Linked DNA regions of Homo sapiens: region 1 is linked to region 2. A link is a contact called in ENCODE Hi-C or POLR2A ChIA-PET data. All regions are on one chromosome and are shown on one strand. The core of a region is the stretch at or near the end of the contact, and the rest is flanking DNA. Distances in the headings are between cores, read along the strand shown. Region 1 overlaps FARS2 (phenylalanyl-tRNA synthetase 2, mitochondrial). Region 2 overlaps FARS2 (phenylalanyl-tRNA synthetase 2, mitochondrial).

Region 1 (3,793 bases), core at 753-3,252, 40 kb after region 2:
AGGAGACACTCACTGGGAAGTACCAGGAGAAGTCACAGGGAGTGATGGGAATAAAAACCTGGGGGTGTTTTGAAACATCCCTGAGGACTTGGCGAGTATTTGATGTTAAAAAGCATTTCTTGCCTGCAAAACACGTGTCTCTAAGGAACTCTTACGTTGCCGACGTGTGCTGGCTAGGAGCTGGGCCCGGCGGGGGAGGCCCTCTCTCTCTCTGCCTCTGGCCCTGCCTCCATCAAGGCCTGGATTGGAGTTGTCTTTCCCAAGGCAGTAACTGTCAGAGGAACCATCTGGACTGGTTTCTTGTGACTGACTCTGAGGAACAGAAATCCCTCTGGGAGGAAATCACAGGCACAGCAGCAGCAGGGAGCGGCAACACTGGTGTTCACTGGCTGGGAGCTGGGGGAGGCACCGCTCAGAATGGCCCCACAGGAGCGTCAGGCCCAGGACAGACCGTTGTGAGAACGAGGAGGAGAACCTCCTCTCCTCCTCTGGGGAGTGCGTGTATGGTATTTGCGAAATAACAAAGGGAATAGATGGAGGGGGCGAAGAAGTGTCCAGAGCATTGTTAACTGATGGAGCCCCATCATCTGCACGATGGCTTTCTCAGTGGGCCCTGCCACGCTGCACTTTGCCCTCATTAGGCCAGCGTGCTTCCCTCCGGCTCCCATCGCTCATATCATGGGCCCATCCTAGCCTTGCCCTTTCTTCCTGTGCAGGCTCTGGGAATGCTGGAGGATTGCTTGAGCCTAGGAGTTTGAGATTGGCCTGGGCAACATAGCGAGACCCTGTCTCTACATGAAATCAAAAAATTAACTAGATGTGGTGGTGCATGCCTGTGGTCCCAGCTTTTCAGGAGGCTGAGGTGGAAGGATTGCTTGAGCCCAGAAGGTCGAGGCTGCAGTGAGCCATCATTGTGCCACTGCCACTGCACTCCAGCCTGGGTGACAGAGCAAGACCATGTCTCAAATAAATAAATAAATAAAAGGATCTCTTCTGTCTTCTGAGGTGACTCCTAGGATTCTAGAGCCAGAAGGAGCCTCAGAGCACATTTATTCCACTCCTGTCACTGGGGGCAAAAATGAGGCCAGTAGAGGTTAAATGACTCGCCCAGATTCACACAGTCATCACAGGAGCTTGGGCTGGCACCCAGGCCTCCTGCCTCCAGGCCTGTGTCCTCTTCTTGCATTAAGCCCAGAGCAGTTCATTAGGAAAACCGTATAGAGTCATGAGACCCTAAGTCTCATGATCAGAATTTCATCTTCTCTTCCCTTTTGGTTTTTTTTTTTTTTTTTTAACATAGAGAAGGTAAAGGGGGAAAATGATTTACTTAGTTTCCAGACCACTTATTTAAATCCTGCCCAATCTGACTTCCACTCCTCACTTCACTGTTGCAGCCAAAGCTAACTAATGCATCCGTGCTCCAGGGGAAGGAATCTCTTCCCATCCTCAGTCCAAAGTCAGAGTCCAAACTCTGAGGAGGGTAAAAGAAACACAGGAAATACAAGTCCCTCACCCCCACAGCCTCATTACACTCTCCAATAAGCCACAGGAGTAAAGGAGGAAGATGGGGCGGATGCGTAGGTATGGAGCGCCTACTCTGGGTGGCTGGCTCTGTATTAACACTCTACACGCCCCCTCATTCAGTCCTCACAAACCCTGGAAAGCAAGTTTTGTTCGCCTCACTCTGCAGATGGAGTTATTGAGGCGAGAAGGGTGATGTAAGCTGCCCAGAGTCGCACAGCTAGCAAAGGGCAGAGCAGGAATTAGAACCAAGTTTCTCTAGCTGCAAAGTCTGGTTCTCCACTCCACCATGCCCATTCACTTCTATATTTTCAGGAGAGGCCATGGAACCTGTCCTCACTTCCTCCTCCTCCTCCTGCCTTACTGTGCCTCTTGCCCGAGTCCAGCCCTACCCACTAAAGCATTGCACGTATTGACCCTCGCAGCCATGCACAGTGCCTCTGACGTGGGCAGCTCCAGACTGAGCTTCTGCATCAGACAAGCAGGAGACAGATGAGGAGTGAGCCGGGGAAACCCAGTGTTTGTTACTCTGAAAATGGAAGCTGCCCCGTGACAGCATCTTCTCTCCCGTTGAGTAATCCCTGCATGAATAGATGGCAGCTGCAGTGACTGCTGGTCATATGTGATCTATTCTGGGAGGTGTTGAGCGCACCATCCAAGAACATGAAGTCGCTGCTCTGTCACAGATGGAGAAGCAGACTATTGTGGATGTTGCAGGAGCTGGGATTTGGCTGGATCCCCTGGAAAGGTTTTATTTTGAGTGCAGAGCCTGTTTGGTTGCCAGGGTAAACCAAGTGGTTGTATGATAGAGGAATTCCAACCCTCGCTAACACTCTGACCCCTTGTGCCAGCTTTCCAATAAGGCTTGAGAGTTCTTTAGAAAATCTCCTTCTTGGCACACTTTGAACTGGAGAGCAGTGACACTCTTGGCAGTGCTTTTGGTACTTGTTAGTTGTATCACTTAAGTTGATCGGGAAAAGAAAATAATCACTGGGGAGGGACCCCTTTTAAACATTTATAGTTTTGAGAATGCTTCACTGATCCAGCCCTGACTATACTCAGCACCTATACATCCTTGTCTTTGGTCTAGGGGCTCTGGTAGGAGGCGGCATTGAAATATGCCATCCCCTCCCTGCTGTTGCATTCTGCCGTCCAGCCCAGCTCTCCCATTGGCCCACACGGGGCTGCCCCTCTGGCCCTGGCTCTCGGCTTCCACACAAGCAGCTACTCTTGTACAGGATGGTAAAGTTAGGTGGCATTCACACTGGAGCAGGGACCAGGATCCAAGTGAAAGTAAGTTTCAGGAAAAGCTTGAGTCATGTTTCCAGTTTCAAGAGCCAGGCTGAATCTCTCAGAAGGGGAGCTGACGGGCGGCAGTGGGAGAGTGGAAGAGGTGGGCCCTGGGCACAGCATGTACTATGGCATCGCTCATCACCTGCCAATGGCAGGGAGCGTGGGCTGTCTTATATTCTGTTTGCCCCTCTCAAGAGGTAAGCTCCTAGCAGGCAGGATAACCTGAAGCCCTCTGGTGGGCCCTGTAGTGCCGCACTGTACTAGACAAACAGCGCGTGTCAGTGTTCTCGGGGAGGTGGGAGAAATTATGCACTGAAGAGCAAATCTCGGGAGAACATGAGGTTCCACGTGGGGTGCGGTGTGGCTGACTTCATCGCCAAGCAAGTACCAGCCCCTCCTGCTGTCATGGGCGTACTAGGGAACAGTCCTTTGCTCAGCCGGCTCCTGGGTTTCTGCAGGACCTCAGCAGGCTGCTAACTCCCGGATGTGAGCTGGTTGAGGGCAGATACTGGGTCCCCTTCATGTGCTTCTCTGTGTCCAACTCAGTGACTGAAACATGCTGTTTGTTGAATAACTAAAGGAATCTATGAATAAACTGGTGACAATGGAAGCCCCAGAGGTTCAAACATTCTAAGATGCCTATACCAAAATCTTTAAAAAAAATCAAACTCTATCCAGTGACCAACTCATTTTAGCCAATACCCCAATGCAATGAAATTGTAGCACCAAAAAAATTTTTTTAGAATCTCTCTTCAAACTCCTTATAATGGGATTTGACCTCTCAGACTTAGTAATGGGCAATCTGGTTTACTTTGCCTATGAGTAGAAGCTGTGAAGTACATAAAAGAGAACTTTTGTTTGCCTCTAAAACTCCAGGTAGTCAGTGCAGCCTGTTCTGTCCTTCGGGGCAGGCTTCTTGTCCTGATGAGTGTGCCTGCGTGAGTTGGGGGAGGACAGTAGCAACCTCGTGGTGCCCACC
Region 2 (3,554 bases), core at 118-2,617:
TTATTCTGAGTGCAACGAGGATGTCCTTGGAGGGGTGTGAAGCAAGGTGAAAGGTCATGTCCACCTTGTAGCCTCAGGAAGTCTCCCCTCACCCCACTTCCACCTCCATTCTTCTCTAGGGGGCCACGACTGGGTTTGAAACTCTAAACCCTAGTTATGAAGTTGTAAATATAAGTAAAAAAGAAAATCCCAAAAGATTACATACAGCATGGTATTCATTTTATAAAATAAACAACTTACTAAAACCTCAGAGCTATCTACAAAGGAAGTCAAGGGAGCAATAAACAAGGATTCAGAACAGTGATTCCCTGAGAGAGGGCAGGCAGGAGGATGAGTTGGGGAAGACTCCACAGATGGACAAAAGTCCTCATCCGAGTTCCGGTTCTGGGGGTGAGTGGGGTTTTGTGGGTGTTTGTGATCTTATTAAGTAAGGGTGAGTGAGTGAAGGTGACAGGCCACGAATGGGCCACTCGCGAGTGTGTCGGGAGCCGTGGGTCATGACAGACCCAAGTACGTGCCCCTGGGTTTGATATAAAAAGAGAATAAGGGTAGAAAAGAAACAAAGCTCATATCTATATATTTCATTTATTTACATGCCGTTTGATTTCTAGCTTGTTCAACCCTAGTTATTGCAAATATCAAGTGTAGTATCATGGGTCATGGGAAAAGGCTGCTGGATTCAAAACTCGGCTTTGTGTGCACCCTTGGACACGCTGCAGACCCTTCCAGGCCTCAGTGTCTTCATCTTCTTCATCTATGATGTGGAATAATTGCAGGATCCGCTCATAGGCTTGTTGAGAACATCGAACAGGACAATGCCTGTGAACCGCTGTCACAAGCCTCTCAGTCACGTTTACTGCACAGGTGGAGATTCTCTCTCCTGTATACACTGCCTCTCTCGATCCATTTTTCCTTTCTTTATGTAACTGGGAAAAACCAAGAATGAAGCAGGTTTGTTTTTGTTTTGCGTGTGAGGAAAAGGTTGTTGAATCTGTTCTCAAGAATGTTTGAATTAAATTCTCTTTGCCTGGGGATGGTATTTTTATCTTATATGATTGTTCTTTGAACAAGCAGTAAGAAAACAAAATGAAATTGGGAGGCTCCTTGCTTTCTTCCTGAAAAGAGGCTTCAGGGCTTTGGGCCAAACTGTGCCTTGAAATGAATTTTAGAAGCGGCCACAGCAGGCGGTCTCTGTTGTGAGGGGCCCAGCTAGTAACAGGCACACTCCCCCAAGACAGAGGAAACACCCTGCAGAGCGGTGGCCACGCTGGGCTGTCCACCGCACAGGGGCTGTCAGAGAAAGAGTGGGCTCGGCGGGAAAGGAAGGGCCGCCCCAGTGGGTTACACGGGAGGCCGCTCCAGGCAAGGGTTTTCAATTTCAGTTCCCTTTTCCCCACACTGCATGGTTTCACTTCTCTGATGGGGCTTAGAATCTGCGCCATTAGGCAGCTTCCACAGCTTAGACGCCTTTCCTAAGGAAGGGTTGGCACAGGGCTGTCAGCCATCAGAGACCTGAGAGGGCAACCACCGGTGCCCTCCCTGCTGGATTCAAGAGGAGCTGGGTGATTCTGGGTTCCAGGATGAAGAGGAGCTAGCAGGGACAAGGAGTAAGCAGAATGTTTGCACACAGGAAATGACAGGGGACTCCGTTGCTGGAGCCATCCCTTCCCTTTGTGGTCATCACGAAATATCCATGACCATAGTAGTGCCACTGTGGCCTGAGTCTCAGGATTGCCTGTGCCCATGAGGTGGCCAGAGCCAGCTCTGAGTCCCCAGGGTGGCCCACAGCCAAGGAACAGAGCCCCCAGGACGCAAAAAGAAACCACCACTAGTTGAGAAGGGAGGAGGAGAACTCCTCTCATGACTGTGCCTGGCAGGAGACAGCGCATCCTGCAGCCTGAGCCTGGTGCTCTACGGGGGCCAGCCGAGGCTAAGACTGTCCCTCACGGAAGGATCTTGAGGCTTCTGTGTCCTCCCCGACACTGGCTGCACTCACCTCCCCTCAGCCTCTGTGCATAGCAGCCCACCGTACTTCAGGACCACTCTTTGTAATCAGGGAATTCTTCTTTACATTGAGCCATAATCTGCCCCATAATTTCCACAGATGAATCCTAATTCAGGTCTCCACAGTAACATGAAATACATCTGCCCCTTTTTGGAATATATGTTAGGTCTACTCTGTGTCCTGCACCATGCCAGGCAGCAGACAAGACACAGACATAGACCTTTCCTTCCAGGAGACTAAAACGTAGTGGGGCAGATGCCATTAAACAAATAATCACACAAAATTCTAAAGATGAAATGAAGTTTCTCGCTATTACCGTGTTACCACACGTGGAAAACAGTCAGCTATGTCTTCTGTCTAAGGGAAGGTATTTTGCAATGGCCTGACTTAAAAGCCGTGGGATTTCCATGAAATCTCTGGATGATGCGGAGCAGACACCCCAGTGCTGAGCAGCTTTCTTTAGTTGAAAGAGAGGGTTAGTGATGGCCAAATTCGTAGCCTGTTTTGGGGATGGCGTGATGACTTTGAACATGGGCGCTGGGGTGTATGGAGGAAGGTGAAAGGTGTCCGTGGGGAGAAAATTGGAAAGGAGCTTTGGAGGCAGGTTGGGCAAGGCATTAAGTGCCAGAGTAAGAAGTTGGAACTGCGTTTGATGATCATCAGGTGAGAAGACCTTTGAGCAGGGAGGGAAGTTAGGTCTGAGTTTTGAGGCAGTTATTTTAAAATGGTTCCAAGCATGGCCTCTGCAGCCTGGCTGCCCGGGCTCCAGTCCTGGCCACTGGCAGTGGGAAGAGTTACCTGGCCTCCCTGTGCCTCAGTTTCTACATCTGTAAAACAGAAATAATAGTGGTATGTACTTAAAAGAGCAAATGAGTTGATGCATGTGACATTTTTGGAGCTTTGCCTAGCTGTGGAAAAGTGCTTTAAAAAGGTTAGCTGGGGCCAGGCATGGTGGCTCACACCTGTAATCCCAGCACTTTGAGAGGCCAAAGCTGGTGGATCAGTTGAGCTCAGGAGTTCGAGACCAGCCTGGCCAACATGGCGAAACCCCGTGTCTACTAAAAATACAAAAATTAGCTGGGCGTGGCGCGCACACCTGTAATCCCAGCTACTCGGGAGGCTGAGGCAGGAGAATCGCTTGAACCAGAGAGGCAGAGGTTGCAGTGAGTCGAGATGGGGCCACTGCACTCCAGCCTGGGCAACAGAGCAAGACTCTGCCTCTAAATAAATAAATAAGGGTAAGCTGGTATTATAATCACCACCATTGTCATCATCATTGTTGGAATAGGCATTGGAAGGAGGTGGATGAATTTGGGTCAGTGGGTGTCATTCACAGTAGGGCACAGTAGAGGCCTGACTTTAAAAGACTAGGTATGCTGCCACCTTCCTCAAAACGGCACCTGCACTGTGTTCACTCACATAAGTAGAAACCTGGCTCTTTTTTTCTTTTTAGAATCTTTTTTTTTTTAATCCTCACTTGGGATTAATCACCTCCAGAAGGCCCTCATCAGGGGTTACAATACACGTGTGCATGTTTGAGGCCATGCTG

Evidence for each region. A loop is a pair of places that touch in the nucleus more often than their neighbours do. ChIA-PET counts read pairs that join two places held with the same protein, here RNA polymerase II (POLR2A). Pooled maps may share reads with other maps.
Region 1: a loop to region 2 is called in a pooled map, with 4 times the contacts of the local background. The contact joins two enhancer-like sites. A Hi-C loop is called at or near these places in 1 of 168 maps with a recorded cell type or tissue (natural killer cell), 5 of 37 single-sample maps with no recorded cell type and 5 of 50 pooled maps. POLR2A ChIA-PET finds 5 or more read pairs at or near these places in 4 of 52 experiments (H1, K562, WTC11 and 1 more).

What each region holds. Positions count from the first base shown.
Region 1 is chr6:5,762,494-5,766,286 of GRCh38, forward strand. All of the region lies in intron 6 of FARS2 (phenylalanyl-tRNA synthetase 2, mitochondrial), which reads left to right. Among named protein-coding and RNA genes, the nearest start is that of NRN1, 240 kb to the right of the region's middle. RefSeq lists an enhancer at 1,902-2,091. Within about 2 kb of position 2,003, at least 7 of the 41 ENCODE cell types and tissues checked have a DNase peak (open chromatin) inside an H3K27ac peak, as active enhancers do.
Region 2 is chr6:5,722,709-5,726,262 of GRCh38, forward strand. The region is part of intron 6 of FARS2 (phenylalanyl-tRNA synthetase 2, mitochondrial); the gene reads left to right. Among named protein-coding and RNA genes, the nearest start is that of FARS2-AS1, 270 kb to the left of the region's middle. RefSeq lists an enhancer at 1,279-1,598. Within about 2 kb of position 1,368, at least 13 of the 41 ENCODE cell types and tissues checked have a DNase peak (open chromatin) inside an H3K27ac peak, as active enhancers do.